2 separate regions of the Mus musculus genome follow, and region 1 is linked to region 2. The links are chromatin loops, found by intact Hi-C in ENCODE. Cell type or tissue: left cerebral cortex. All regions are shown on one strand.

What was found. A loop is a pair of places that touch in the nucleus more often than their neighbours do. Peaks named below come from ENCODE experiments on the same cell type or tissue, not always from the same donor. Only the 100,000 strongest peaks of a DNase experiment are listed, where the experiment ranks them.
Region 1: a loop joins it to region 2, with 2.6 times the contacts of the local background. A loop is called at or near these places in 28 of 42 quality-filtered maps.

The regions. Positions count from the first base shown.
Region 1 is chr13:48,650,665-48,658,664 of GRCm38, forward strand. It overlaps Gm36606 (a long non-coding RNA gene), which reads right to left. Exons shown (of 4, transcript XR_382336.3): 2 at 4,368-4,509; 3 at 3,295-3,495; 4 at 2,058-2,306. Among named protein-coding and RNA genes, the nearest start is that of Gm36606, 8.1 kb to the right of the region's middle. In left cerebral cortex, CTCF peaks have their summits at 107 (motif pointing right), 3,315 (motif pointing right) and 5,165 (motif pointing right); DNase peaks (open chromatin) are centred at 3,340 and 5,156.
Region 2 is chr13:48,997,098-49,005,097 of GRCm38, forward strand. No RefSeq gene overlaps it. Among named protein-coding and RNA genes, the nearest start is that of Fam120aos, 33 kb to the left of the region's middle. In left cerebral cortex, a CTCF peak has its summit at 1,701 (motif pointing left); DNase peaks (open chromatin) are centred at 1,692 and 4,795.

The DNA of each region.
Region 1 (8,000 bases), 350 kb before region 2:
CTTACATGAAATGTAATATAGTTCTCTGTATGGTTGGATTTTTATATGTATGGATGTTTTACCTGCATGTTCAATGATGCATTATAGGTATGCAATGCCCATGAAGGCCAGAAGAGGGCGTTGGAGTCATTACAGAAGGTTGTGAGCCACCATGTGGTTGCAAGAAACCTAACCCTGGTTTTCTGCTAGGGCAACAAGTGCTCATAACTTCTGAGCCACCTCTACAGAAGCCAGTCTGCTGATTTACTTTTAAAATGTGGGGTTTGTTCCTCTCTGCTAATGTCATTACCTCTGCTGTTTTTCAGTCTCCTTTCAATAATTGTTTGTTTGTTTGTTTGGCCCAGTTACAGCTCATGTTTTCTTGTTTCTGCACGCCTGATAATTTGCAACTGGATATTGGTTATCTAAGTTCCATGCTGTTGAGCTGTAAATGCTATGATATTATTTTAGAGACTGTTCCATTGGTCTGGCTACAGTTAGCTTATCTACAGTACAATCTGATTCTTTTGCTGTTTGATTGTCATAATTTTTGTTTTAAAGTAACTTCAGAGAAGTTCATTATCTGGGAAATATGCTTCTAAGCACAGCCCTGGTGTGTGGCTTTCTGCCCAGTATCGCGTGTTATCAGGCCGCTCAATTCAAACCTCCTCAACCCTATCTCCCCTGCAGGAACTGCTCTGACAAAGATGCCAATAAGTGGGGCTGGAGAGATGATGGCTCAGGGGTTAAGAGCACTGACTGCTCTTGCAGAGGTCCTGAGTTCAATTCCCAGCAACCACATGATGGCTCACAACCATCTGTAATGAGATCTGATGCCTTCTTCTGGTGTGTCTGAAGATAATGACATATACTTACATACATAAAATAAATAAATCTTTAAAAAGATGCCATGACTTCTTCCTCAATTTCTAGAGCTTTCTTTGTGGCTCTACTTCGTTTGTCCTAAACTTTCCAGCCTTCTTGATGTCCCCAGACCCTAATTTCTCTGTCCTTGTGAACATCTGTGATCTGCCATTCACCGTACTTGGAACTGACCCAGGCTGCCAGTGTGGCATTTGCCTCTTTCCAAAAGCTGCTAGTCACTGTGTCAATTTTTCCAATGGCTCCTCCCCTCTGCCTCCCTGTTCCTCCTCCCTCCCAGAATCACTGATATTGCTTTCAGGCGGTCCTCACACTTACCCTCTAGCAAGGCATCTTTCCCCTCTGGAGTCTAAACCCACATCCCCAGTTCAACTGGCAACTTTGAAAGGCTGGCTCCTTTCTAGCAGATAGCACACCACTGGTGGCTTTAGCAAACAAGCCCTAGTTCCTGCAGCTAAGCTCACAGCTGTTTGCTCCAGTCACAAGCTTGTCCAGTGTGTGTGCTGCTGGCCTGAGGGGGAGTTTACCACACAAGTGACTCTGAGATCCAGATCCCTTCACCTCCGCTCTTCCCCATCCTCTGTGTCTAGGCAACAAAAGGCTCAGACAGGTGGAATGGCATTCATTTGGTTAATGGTAAATCCTACTTCAGTATTTGGAGGATGGTTCAGTCAGTGAAGTGAGGGTCTGGGCCTATATCCTCAGCATCCACATAAAGGCCAGATGCCACAGTGCACATCTAGAAGCCCAGAAGCAAAGCACAGAGACTGGCAGCCAGTTGGTCTATCTAAAATGGCAAGTTCCAGGTTCAGCAAGAGACCCTGTCTCAAACCTAAGACGGAGGATCGATCAGTGACATGGTTCTACAATGAAGTCCCTTCCATGTGGTGGAAGGAGAGAACTACTCCCATAGCTTGTCCACTTGGAAGTGTAAGACTGGTGAGCCGTAGCTTATCGGGGACCCCCTGAGTGAACCACGCGGAGCCGGGAATCAATGCAAAAAGCAAGAGGAATTTATTGTTCCAGTGCACTGGGATCGTCCCAGACCTGAAGGAGAGGCAGCAACACCCTGAGGTGTTTGGTGACTTTGGTGAGTTTTTATATGGTTTCCAGGGGTGGAATAGAGCATCAGCAACTAGGTACAATATGATTGGCAGAATAGTGCACCCTTTAAACTGATTGGTCTTTAGGGAATGAGGTAGGAAGGGCTTACTCAGCCTCTCCCTTCTGGCCTACATGCTCTCTGGGCTGTCTCTTCCAGGAGGGGTCCAGTGGAATTTTCCAATGGCTCTCAGCTAACATCTTCAGAAGAAGTAGGGATTGGCTACAGTAAAGTTGAAGCTAGCTCCACCTGGGTGGTGCCTTTATTCTCCAGACTTCCCTTCACGTCTTCTTGGGGCCTCTGAGAGTATCCAGTAAGAGAGGCTGAGATGTGTCACTGAAGCCTGCTAGGGAAGAAGAGGGTGAAGGTGGAGCTGTGTCAGAGGCAAGGCTGACACAACAGATGCCAGGCCAGGGGCCAAGCAGCTGTCTCAGGACCAAATTCTATGCACGCTCATCCTGCCTCCCAGAGCCCGGCCCAGCAAGTTAAAAACTATGGGAGCAGGAGGAACCAACAGATCTGATTGGCAGCTGCTGCTGGCCCACCTTGGTCTATAACTCCCTTGCTGGTAAGCTCTGCTACTTGATTGGGTGTCACTGCTGATCCAGCTCAGGACCTGCCTAGGTTAGAAACACTTCCCCCCTCTGGACAATGTCCCCCTCTGAGTAGTAATTTCTATGTTTGTTTGTTTCATTTGCTTTGATTTTCCTGTTTTTCCCCCCAGGCTGACTTTGAATTCCTTGCAATCCTCCTGCCTCATTCTCCAGAATATTGGATCACCACATCTAGCTTGTTGTCACTTTTAATCATAGTAAGATGGTACCCTGTCAATGCCACACAGTTCCTGCCCACACCTATCAGCCTGGCAAAAGGGATTCCCTGAGCAGTGGCAAACGTTTCAGAGACAGAGAGAGGTCTTGGCCCCTTGGTAAGCAGGCTCACTGATGTGGTGACTCTAAAGTTTGTTCCTGGTTGTTGATGACAGAGACCCAGCTGGGCATCCTGGCAGACAGGCTTCCTGCCCAGGATCTCAGAGGCTGTGGGCCAAGTGTCTGCCCTGCTGTGGTCTCTGCTCAGCCAATGAAGTGTCTTCTTCTGAGCTCACCTGGATAGGAGGCAGACTCTCTTCCTTACTGCAGGGTTCTGGCCATTAGCCTTCCCCCAGCCCCACTCCAAGTCCCCAAGAACATCTCGGACCTCAGGAAGGCCCTAAAGGCTTCTTAAAGCCATCGCCCAATTAGATCAATCCAAGTCAATTAGCTCCTTAGCTAATTACAAATTACATTTGCCATAAAGGTAGCACGGTGTGGACCGCGGCGGCAGTGCTTTACCTTGGTGGATTATGCAAGAAACGGACACCAGGGGGCGACCTTAGAGTTAGCCTGCCACACGGATCTCCCAGCTTCCATGGACCAGCAGCAAAAAATAGCAGAGCGAGGGAGCCAATGATTTTCCAAGGTAGAGTGAGTTTTGAATCCGAAGTGCAAAGATAGAATGTGTTTCCTTCTTCTGGCCCTCACGTTGCTTATCCTCTAGGAAAGGGACACACAGGTTAAAGAGCTTAAAGTAATATCGTTTCTAACCCCACTTATTCCTGTGCAAACAGAAGGGAATAATCAGGACTGTCAGGCACAAGCCACATAGTCTAGTGTGGCAGTCTTCATTCCCTAGACAGAGATGTGGTGGGACAGGGTAGATTCAAAAAGAAAAAAGGGGTGGGGTGGGTGGTGACTTGCCCACTAGAGAGGCCAGTACTCTGGGTATCTTGAGCCATGGCATCTTAGGATAACTAGCCTGCTGTATACAAGCTGCTTCCTGGGCCCTTGCAAGCCCTCCCTGTCCAATGGTCAGGTCCTGGAACTCAGGAAATGGAAGGGCTGATGCAGCCCATCTCCACTCAGCATGAGGTAAGGCCCATGGTGCTGGGTTCAGATCCAGAAGTGAAGCATGGAGTGTGGAGTAGAGCAGTAGAGACCTCTGGTCAGCTGGGGCTTCGAGGCTGAGCCTCAGTAGCTGGGGGGTGGGGGGGTGGGGTGAAGGAAGAGTGGGTGTGGAGTCAGAAGGTAGCACTGAAGTATCCTCAAGGGACTGCTGGTTCCAAAGCCAGCCCTGCTAACTCAAGCAAATGGGCCACCACTCCTCTATGCCTTCTGGTAGTCTCCTTGCTGGCAAATTAAAGGTAAAAATGTCCATCTCAGCTAGATGTGGTGGCGCACACCTATAATTCCAGTACTTGAGATGCTGAGGTGGAAGGATCACAAGTGGGAGGTCAGCCTGGGTTAAATATTGGGGGGTGAGGGCAGCTTCCTGGAGTAGAAGATATAAGACTAGATGAGACATCACGGGAACAGGGAAGGATTCAGGGCCTTGGAGGATAGATACCTTGTTGAAAAAGCCATGCTACCTCAGGTGCTTCTGGAAGTAACTTGGACTTCATGTTACACCATGCCACCTCTGTAGAAAGCTGTCTCCTGCCTTGCCATGCCCATAGCCTTGGGTCATCCTTGCAAGCTCCTAGGTCCACCTCAGCAGCTGGACTGTGTTCCCTGAGAGCAGATAAAATGTCATTTTCTTTCCATCGGAAGCGCCAGTGAGGCAGTACATGACCAGGGAAAGAAGATACTAGATTTTCTTTCTTTAAAAAAAAAAAGTTTGACTTAGGTTGCTGCAGCAATGGCTGAGGAGGTTAAGGGCCCTTGCTGCCCTTCCAGAAGACCCAGGGTTGGTCCCTGACACCCCACTCCACATGTTGTTTCACAACTATCTGTAACTAACTTTACAGGATCAGTTCAGATCCCCAGAATCCATATTAAAAAGTTAGGAATGGAGGTGCACACCTATAGCCCCAGTGCTGGGGGGAAAGAGATGGGACATGTGGGGATCACTGTACAAGTGGTCTTGCAAACAGGGGAGCCCCCAGGTTCAATAAGAGACCCTGTCACAAAATAAGATTCAGTTAAGTAGACAAAGACACACAATATTGCCCCTAGCCTCAACGTGTATCAGATGTGTACACCATCCACAAACACACGCACACACCACACACACACACACACACACACACACCGTTTTCCCACTCCTGGCTCCCGGCAACCCCTGCTCTGTTTGTTTCCACATGCTGGCCTCAAGCGGTCTGATTTTCCCTTTCCAGAGATGTCCCCAGTGAGTCTAGTTTAGACATAATGTGACCAGCAGAGGGCAGAAGAATCCTGGAAGATGAGGGGGTGGAGCAACGAGCCCGCTTTTGAGCGAAATTTCCTGGAAAAAGTCTCAACTGGCCTCACAACTATAAAAGCCACTCTTCTGCCATATTCTTCCCCTTTGCCTAGTCCTTGCAGAATTTGTCACTTGGCAGCTGCAAAGGCTCAGGGCTTGGGAAACCCCAGCAAGTCCGGGCCACAGCCTCCTGTCCATCCATGTATCAGCAGCTGGAGAGGATTTAGATGGAACTGAGGGAGATGGGAAAGGATGTAGCCAGGGTGGGAACTCTCTCCCCTGGGGTGGCCTTCCCTGACACTGATGCTCCAAGTCACTGGGCTCTCAGAGGACTGTAAGGTCTGCCACTGAAGGGGATGGGTACCCGGGCACCCCATCACAAGGAGTGTGCAGGGTAAATGACTCGGCTCCAAAGACTTGTGTGAGACTGACTGAGGAGATGACTGTGTAGCTGGACTGACCTGTAATCCCAGGACTTGGGAGCTGGAGGAAGAGGATCAGGAGTTTAAGACTAGCCTTGGCTACATAGTACAGAATTGCCTGTGCTATATAAGACACAAACAGAGTGGGATGGAAAGGAAAAAATAAATAAAAAGAGATATCAGGAGGGAGGCACAGGCGGGTGAGTTCCTCAAGTTCAAAGCCAGCCTGGTCTACATAGGGAGACCCACCCCCACCCCCATCTCAGGAAACTTAAAAAAGGAAAGAGAATGAGACAGAGAGAGAGAGAGAGAGAGAGAGAGAGAGAGAGAGCTGCATTTTATTCAGTTAAGGGTTTGGGTATGGTATTGGTATTCCCATTTTAAACTGATGAAAATGTAGGAACATTTTAAATTGCTGGGGGGAAAAAAAACAGAGACAGGCTGAGGAGATGGCTCTTGTGACACTCAGGGTGCCACCAAACAAACAGGTGCTTCTCTCAGTGGTGAGGGGACAACTAAACACATTTTAAAGCTACAGTAACCCAGAGAGAGAGAGACAGAGACAGAGACAGAGACAGACAGAGAGAGACAGAGACAGACAGAGAGAGACAGAGACAGAGAGACAGAGACAGAGAGTTGCAGTCTGAAGATGGATTATAGCCCAAAAAATTGGTGAACGGCCATTCCCCGCCTGATTTCATAAGGTAGTCATGCTGGAAATTGAGCTCACACTTTTCAGTGGTGGGAAAAAAATCAAGATGGGAATACTGTTTCATGATGTGAAGATTGTGTCAAAGTTAAATTTCAGGGCACACAGATGAAGTTGGACTGGAGCAGAGCCACGTGACCTGAAACAGTCAACACATGACCGAAAAAGCATGAGGTTTGTACTTGTCTATATTCTTACAGTAAAAGTAAAAGGCGTTTGGTCCCTGGTGGAGGCTGTTAAGAGTGGGCAGAAACATCTTCAAGAGAGACACACCCCACCCCATCCCTCATGCCCTCATACCCCAGTCCTAGTTGGAGTCAGAGGCCTGAGGATCAGGAGCCTAGAACCCATCTCAGTAACAGCAAATTCAAATTTGAGGCCAACCTGGGCTACAATGAGACTATTTATAAACAAACAAACAAACAAACACCTGTCTCTTTGGGTTTTTGTTTGTTTGCTTGCTTGTGTTGTTTGTTCATCATTTGGGGAGAACATTTGGGGGGAGGGAGGTCCTGGGTGCTCAGTGAGGTCACCTGTGGGTATTTGTGACATGTGATCAGTTAAGCCTGGCCTTTAAGACCATTCCTGGCGCCATAGTGAATTTGAGGCCACCCAGAGCTACACAAAACTCGAACACAGAAAAATACCATGTGAGGAGAGAGGGCGGAAAAGCACAGAACATGCAGAGGTGGCAGTAGCCGATACCCTCACTACATGCCAGTTCAGAAAACAGACAGGAGCAAGGTAGCCTGGATTCATGGTAGGAGGCTGGTCTTGGGGACTTACATCTGAAGAATATGGTGGCTGTATCTTCTCCATGCCCCTGGGAGGACCCAAATCCCTTCTGAGGCAAAAGCATCACCAGAGCTGACAATGTCCTCCTGAGGGAGTGGAAGGAAAGAGCCTCGCAAAGCTGCCCAGCTCTGCTGCTCTCACCCGTTTGAGTTTCCTGACAAGCCTTGTATTTGGAGCGCTGTCAGGGAGGACCAGGGACTCCTCCCACGAATGCAGTGCAGCTAAAGAGCTCGTGGGATAGCGTCTAGATAGATTCCGGTCTGTCTCACCACCGCTGACTCCTCATGGTGCTCAGGCTAGAATGAGACCCTACCCCATAAACAAGCCAGAAACCCCTCCAAGGGCTCTGTAGATTTAATTCCTTACTAGAAGCATTAAAGATCAGGGTGTCTGCAACGGGTGCCACAGGCCTTTGTGACTGCCTCTACCTTAGCTGTTAGAAATAATGGGGGAACTATGATTTAGCGATCCCGGGCGGGCGGGGGGGGGGGGGACGACAGAAAGGCGCAAGGGATCCTGTGCTAGAGTTGGGGAGATAAGAAGAGGGAGAAATGGGTGAATGGGAAATTGAAAAAAAAAAAAAACAAAAGGAAGAGAGTAAAAAGAGGGTCGTCTTCCATCCCGACATTTCTTACTATCTTCCAGCTGCCACCACTCTGGTGCCTCTTCTTTTCTGCAGCAAAAACTTTTCTGCAAGGCCAGTCTGCGGTTTTTAAATTTAACCAGGACTTTGGCAGAATCCCGGGTGCGAGCCAGGCGGCCAGAGCGGGTGGCGGGGCACCTGCCCACAAAGGGCTTGGAAGCGTTGCCTCAAGACTGTCAGTCACCACGACGGTCATCTCTTTACCCAAAGGGACAGGAATCTTGCAGTCCCCAGCCTGCACTCTGCGCGGAG
Region 2 (8,000 bases):
ACAAATCCTCACCTATGAACAGGTGAGTGTAAAAAATTAAAATGTTACATATATGTTACAGTATGTTAACATAATTGTAACATAAATGTTACATATACTAAATGGAATAGTTTAACAATAAAAGTAATGGAATTTTGACTCATATACTAAATGGAATAGTTTAACAATAAAAAGAATGGAATTTTGACTCATAAACTACATGAATTGTGCTAGCTTTCTGTCACTGGAACAAAGAACCTTAGAAAATACATTTATAAGATGGACAGATTTACTTATATAAGTTCTCAAGCTCAGGCTTGGCCTCAAAATCCATGTTTGTCCTCAGTGACCCACCTTCCAGTAGGCCTCACCTCCTTGAGTTTGCACCCCCTCCCAACACCACCATCCCCCACAGCTACTAAGTCTGACATCATCATGATGGTGTAGTATGCTGTGCTGAGTGAAACAAGGCCCACACCAAAGGACAAACATTGTATGGCTCAGTGACTTTGAAGTATTTAGAACTGGTAAATTTGCAGAGAAAAAGTGCATGGGGCAAACAGGCTGAGGAGAGGGGACTCGTTCATGGGGACAACTTTAGAATGATGTGTTTCTGGAAACAGCTACAATGTTTGCAGGAGACTCTGAGTACCATTAATGCAGCAGTATTTACAAATTTAAAAGGGTTAAATGGTGGATGTTATGTTGTATATATTTTACCAAAAACTTAGAAAATATAATGGGGGGGGTTGTTGGAGAGACAGTCCACTGATTATGAACACTGGCTGTTCTTGCAGGGGATCCAGGTTCAGTTCTCAGCCTCCTCGAGGTGTCTCACACCTGTTTATAACTTCAGTTCTAGGGGATTCAGAGCCCTCCTGGCTTTATAGGACACTGAGTACTCGTGGTGTACAGACATACATGTAACCAAAACACCCATATACATAAAATGAAAATCTTAAAAATATATATTTGGGTACTGGGATCTATCTATCTAGCACTTGCCTGGCATGCGAGATGCCCTAGGTTCTGTCCTTAGCACTAAAACCCAAATTCCCCCTCTGCAAAGGAAAGGTACCTACTGCATTCAAACACAGCCCCACTCCCGGCTCTGTGAGACAAGTGAGAAAGATGTCATGAGACATCCATGCAACTCCTGGAATGTCTCTACCCACAATTCCCTTCCGCAGCCTACCTCCTCAAAGCTGTATTCTCAACAAAGAACTCCTGCCTTGAAAGTCCTCAAACAGCCTTTCAGTTAGATAAGCTAATGACCCAGAAGTGGCTTCTCTGTGCTAGGTCTCATTTCTTCATGATGAGCTGAGCTGAGATGGGTTAGTCAAATGCCTACTGATATCGGCTTCCAATTTGTACACACCCAACTGTTTTAAATAGCCTCCAGACGATCAGATTTTAAGTCACTTAGAACCTGCCTGGTTTGCATACTGGGAAACCTGGGCCCAGCGTTTGCTAAAGTTAAGATTAACCCCCAAACTGTGATGACCCTGGAGTCATTGTTGTTCCTGGGATTCTGTGACCTAGACTGTCCCCTCCACACTGCCGGGTCATATCACCCAGCCCCGCCAGCACTCCCACAGCTCTAAAGGGTCTCTCTCCTTTGTGTGTGCTCCCCAACCTCTGACCACCTCTTGCCCAAGGGACTTCCATAGACTCACCTCTTCAAGTTTTTGAGTTCTACTGCCACCTTGTGGTCACATTTCCTTCGTACTCCCGTTTTCCTCTTGAACCCCAGTCCCAACTGTGATTGTTCTGAGTAGAGGGCCTCTTTGGAAGCAGCCAGCAGATAGGATCACAGAATCAAACAGCCTGGCCTCTAGTTTTGTCATCCTGCAGGTGGTTGGCTGTGAGCCTAGACCGGGACTCGAGTTCCTTGAAGCCTCATCTATAAAAAGGGACCAACAGAGGTACCTGTCGTGAGGTGCCGTCTTAAGGATTAAATGGGTTGTCTACCCAGAAAGAGTCTGATCCAAGATAAGTGCCCAAGCAGTAGAGCTGTGGTTTTCTGTGTGAATGAAAGAGTATTCAGGTTCTTTGAAGCTCATCAGGGCAAAATTTCATTAATATAGCCTCCGAATACATTTCAGTTCACAGGCACATGGTAGACACAGCGTGTTAACAACTCTGCAATCTGTTCAATGTAATAATATATTGGAAGACAGTTTTGGGTGAGACCCACAGGTCGAGATCATAATATTTTTGGCCTCAGAAGTCCTCCAAACAAAACAGGCCATTGCCATTGTTCCTAAAACTTAGCATTCCCCCAAACTCTCCAAGGCCCTAGCCAAATTCAGAGTTACTTGAACCCCTAGCAGTAGAGTCAACCAATCAAGAGAAAAGTCATCTATCCCTCCATGGAATTCCCCTAAACCTGCATAAAAGAATGCCTGCAAGCCCCCTCAAAGGGTCTCCACTTAGCTCTGGAGTACCCCTGCATGCTGATCTTTTCTGCAGAATAAACACTCTTTGCCTTTGCATACTATTTGAGCCTGAGGTGTCATCCTTCAGTGATTCACAGACCCTAACAGCAGGATCTAGAAAAATCAAGCTGGAAGTGTGCCAGAAGCCTCTTCCCTGCTGGGTAGCTTCCACAGTGCTGGAAGGGGCTGTACAGGACTCTAGAGAAGAAACATCACCGGTAGAATTGCCTAGCAGTATATCCTCCAGGATATAACACTAGCTGCACACAAGGTATGCCAACTGGCACATTAGTGGCATGACTGTTAATGGGATAATCAAATACTTTCTGATTGGATTTGAGGCTCACTCACTGGGAGGGAATCCATGTCTGGTACTGGTCAAAAGCCCATAGCTGGGGACAACATAGGCTACAGTGGGAAACCTATCAATATTGTTTTGCTAAGTGGACACTGCTTGTAAAACGTATAAATGCCTTCTAAATATTTATGTTTATGCCTATAGAATAGTGCTACTTTGATCTTAGTTACCAAAGCTTAGTTTTGCAATGGGTAGTGTGTTGGTGCCAAAATGTGTAACTAGTCAAACTGCAATGTATAGGTAACTGTTAAATGTTTAACCCTAAACATAACATCCGCGTCCACCCTCTCCTCAAAACTCGGGGACGTCACTGAAGAGTGGTTGGGGAAGAATGTAAGAGTTAGCCTGGCAGTGGTGATGTAAGCCTTTGGTCCTAGCACTCAAGAGGCAGAGGCAGGAACATCTCTGTGAGTGCAAGGCCAGTCTGGTCTACAGAGTGAGTTCCAGGACAGCCAGGCCTACAAAGAGAAATCCTGTAAGATGCAAGTAAGAGCTGAAGGGTGAGGAGTTCTGTGAAATGATGTCATCTGGTCATGCCATGGTCACTGCACATATGAACTCACAGCAGCTGTGGTTACATGCCCAAGACCTGCACAAAACAGAGCCCATCAGCACTCCAGCATTTATGAAAGAAGGCCTTCTGAGACCCGCACACCGCCTCCCCCTTAGTAAGGAGCTAGTCAGTTAATGCTGCTTGGGGAGGGGGGAACATTTTTTTTCTTCCAGTGGAGTAGCGTCTGATAATTTGCCCATGGTCCAATAAGTAACCTCAAACCCAAATAAAAGAAATGATAAACTATGAAAAGGAAAATAATAACAACAATTTAGAGCTCAGTTGGTCAAATACTCACCCGGTAAGCATAAGGGTCGGGATTCAGTGCCCATGCAGAGAATGCTGAGTCCGGTAGGGTCAATGCAAACCCAAAACTCTCACCTCAAAGGGAAGGAAAGAGTGTTTATTCTGAAGCTAAATATGAGTGGCCAGGGCTAGGGAATGCAGGTTCAGGCTACCCCAAATTCCTTATTCCAATGTGGTAATGGTTCAATAAAGTTGGGTTTTGTTTGTTTGTTTGTTTTAGCAACAGAACAAAGAATGTTATAAATGAAGACACTTTTTACAAATATTGGCGAAGACATTACAGCAGAGCAGCTAGAGGCTTCAGATGCTAGTCGATGACACTCTTAACTTTTTGGCTGGTAGAAAGAGGTTTTGTCCAGTTAATACATTCTGAAGGGTTTTATCTGTTAGTCACAGGAAGTTAGGTGAGACATGGAGTACTAAGGGATGGTGGTTTAGGGGGCCAGAGATAGCCCAAGATAAACTGTAATTTGGCTGTGAACCTGCAACTTCCCAACCTCTGCACAGTCACTGGAGTCCTAATGGGTTAATCAGCTTTGAGGAAGGTTCAACAGATGAAGAGCTTCTGTCTGGGTCCTGTCCCCTCAGCAGTGCTCCCTGGAGCTCAATGATGCACCAAACCGATGAGACATCCTGTCTTAGTGGTGCCTGAGGGAATGACACCCCTGTAGCCTCCACGGAGACATGCATGTATCGGTGCCCCCTCCCCACTCAAAAATCATTCTTTTTGTTTGAGACAAAATTTCATTATGCAGCCCAGACTGGCTTCAAACTTACAACCCTCCTGCCTCTACCTCCCAAGTTTTGGGATTTCGTGTGTGTATCTGATGTGAGATAATTTTTACATAGCTCTATTACAGGGTGATAAACATACACATTGCTATCTGGGGGCAGTTGAGTGGTCTTTTTTTTTTTTTTATATGCTGGTGTCTGGAGTTATGAGAGGTCTTCTCTTTCTTCCTTACTTTGAGTTTTTATTGTTGGTACAGTGCACCCAGAAACATGACAGTGACAGAAATTAAGCAGAGGAACAGTGACAATGGCAGAGTCTGTTGGGGTAATGGCAATAGGCAGCACTGAAGATGGAGAACGGCCAGGGCCAAAACCACAGGGAGCAGAAACAGGACGGCAGGGCTATGAGGAGCTGACAGTGCTGCAGGCCCTCTCCCTGGAAGCCTCTGGGGAAGCTGCCAAGACTTCAAAGCTGAGCAAGGCCTTCAGACACAGTCTGCCCAAGGGCTTTAGTATCTCCCGCTTTAGGGCCAAGATTGCTGGCAAAGGAAGCAATTCTCCCTGCCTGTCCATAATACCTGTTTGGATAGCATAAAAAGTCCCTAGCTGATCAGTTACAGGGAGACTTCAGAAATAAAACATGTTCCATACCTGTAGAAACAGAGGCTACACCATGGACTCTGTCTCAGTAAGCAGGAGCTAAGAGCTGGGCAGAATCTTCATTTCCTGTTAATAGTCCCCATAGAAGACAGTCACATGCTGTCCAGTGCAGCCACTGCTGAGCACAACGCTGAGGGACATTTTCTCAAGTTCTGTAGATTGCACTAGAGTCCAGAGAGAGTACTTCTCCAAAACAAGTTCTTTTATTTTTTATTTTATGTATGCATGTAAATCTTAGTTAGGGTTTTACTGATGTGAATAGACACCATGACCAAGGCAACTCTTACAAGGACATTTAATTGGGGCTGGCTTACAGGTTCAGAGGTTCAGTCCATTATCATCAAGGCAGGAGCATGGCAGCATCCAGGGAGACATGGTGCAGGCAGAGCTGAGTTCTACATCTTCCTCTGAAGGCTGCCAGCAGAATACTAACTTCCAGGCAGCTAGGATGAGGGTCTTAAAGCCCACACCCACAGTGACACACCTACTCCAACAGGGCCACACACCTTTAATAATGCCTGGGCAGAGCATATAGAAACCATCACATGTATGTATGCTGTGTTTTGTGACAAGTTCTATCTATGTAATCCCAGATATCCAGGAACTTGCTTTATAAACCAGGCTGGTCCTCAATTCACAGAGAATTAACTGTCCTAGATTATCTTTGTAGACCAGGCTGGCCTCAAACTCACAGACCCACCTGCCTCTGCCTCCCAAGTGCTGAGGTTAAAGGTGTACATCACCAGGCTCAGACACTACATGTGTGTGTGTGTGTGTGTGTGTGTGTGTGTGTGTGTGTGCAGGTGTATATGTGTTATGTGTGTATCAATCCATGAAGAGACCAGAGATCAATTTCGGATGTTATTCCTCGGGGGACACCCATTTTATTTACTTATTTATTATACATGTACTCATGTGTGTGTGTGTCTGTGTGTGTGTCTGTGTGTGTACATGTGTGTGTATGTGTATGTATGTATGTGTGTACATTCATGTCCGTGAATGTGGATGTAAATGTGGGTATATGGAGATCAGAGGACAACTTGGGTGTTGCTCCTCACCTTTTATCTCTGGGCAGGTCTCTGTTGTCCTGATGTGTGACCCAAGTTTCTGGGATTCTCCTGTCTCTGGCTCACACTGGGGATTACAGACAATTGTATATGTCCCTTTTCTCTTCCTCTCTTTCTGTCTGTCAGTCTGTCTTTTTTCTTTTGGATTTTTTGAGACAGGGTTTCTCTGTGTAACAGCCTTAACTGTCCTAGATTATCTTTGTAGACCAGGCTGGCCTCAAACTCACAGACCCACCTGCCTCTGCCTCCTGAGTGTTGGGATTAAGGGCCTGTGCCCCCATGCCTGGCCCACACATCCCATTTCTTATGTGGGTCCCAGGGATTCAGATGCTCTTGCTTGTGCACCAGTTGTTTTTACTGAGCCTCGTCCTTTGAGACAGGGTTCTCCTTGGCCTGCAGGTTTCTCATCTGCTGGGTTGGTTAGACCCAGAGTTTTGCTTGTCTGTCCTGCCTCTTCCCCAGAGCTGGCATTGTAAGCTAAGCACACATCACCATCAAGATTTCAAACACTTGCCTTGCAAGGCAAGCATTGTACCAACTGTGACTTCCCCAGCACTCCCTCGCAGCTTCTTAGCATGTACTTAGTCGTGTTTGTTTGGTTTTGGTTGTTTGGTGTTCATTCTCTGGGTAGCCCTGGCTGCCTTGAAACTCACTTGATAGACCATGCTGGCTTGAACTCAGAAAGAGCCACCTACCTCTGCCTAATGAGTGAGTGCCGGGATTAAAGCTGCGCACTACACTGCCCAGTAAGATGCACTTCTTTGGATGCATTAACTCCACAATAACGGAGCCTCTGCAGTGAGAATAAGTAATTTATTTTCAACTAGATTAAAAGGTCCTGTTTCAGAATTCAAAGCCAACCTTGAGATTTGGTATAAACAGAGTTTAAGATGGTATAGACACTATGTATGCTGTGAGCTGCCAGAAGGAACTCTGACAGATTGACTTGTCTATATATTGGTCAGTCTAAAACAGTGATAACGGGGCCTAGCAAACACAGAAGTGGATGCTCACAGTCAGCTATTGGATGGATCACAGGGCCCCCAATGGAGGAGCTAGAGAAATTACCCAAGGAGCTGAAGGGATCTGCAACCCTATAGGTGGGACAACATTATGAACTAACCAGTACCCCGGAGCTCTTGACTCTAGCTGCATATGCATCAAAAGATGGCCTAGTCGGCCATCACTGGAAAGAGAGGCCCATTGGACATGCAAACTTTATATGCCCCAGTACAGGGGAACGCCAGGGCCAAAAGGGGGGAGTGGGTGGGTAGGGGAGTGGGTGGGAGGGTATGGGGGACTTCTGGGATAGCATTGGAAATGTAAATGAGGAAAATACCTAATAAAAAGTATAAAAAAAAAAGAAAAAATAATAAAACTGTGATAAAAACTCACAACACGCCGGGCATGGTGGCGCACACCTTTGATCCCAGCACTTGGGAGGCAGAGGCAGGCGGATTTCTGAGTTCGAGGCCAACCTGGTCTACAGAATAAGTTCCAGGACAGCCGGGGCTACGCAGAGAAACCCTGTCTCAGAAAACAAACAAACAAAAAAAACTCACAACACCTAAGCAATGATTACTGTCGAAATGTGTGCTATTCTCATTAGGTTATCACCACTGCACACAGATTAATTTAGGATCTTCTCACCAGCAGCCATGGCTTCTTGTGTGACTTTGCTCTTTCCTTTTTCTCAACTTGAGATTTCAAGGTCTGTCTTTTCCTGTGTGCACGTGCACGAGTGCGTGTGATCATGCATATGTATGTATCTCTGTGTGTGTGTGTATCTCTCTATGTGTATATGTTTGCGTGTCTGTCTCTCTGTTCACAGATACACGTCACAGCGTGTGCGAGGTCAGTGAACACTTTGAAGGAGTAGCTTTGTCCTTTCGCCGTGAAGGTACCAG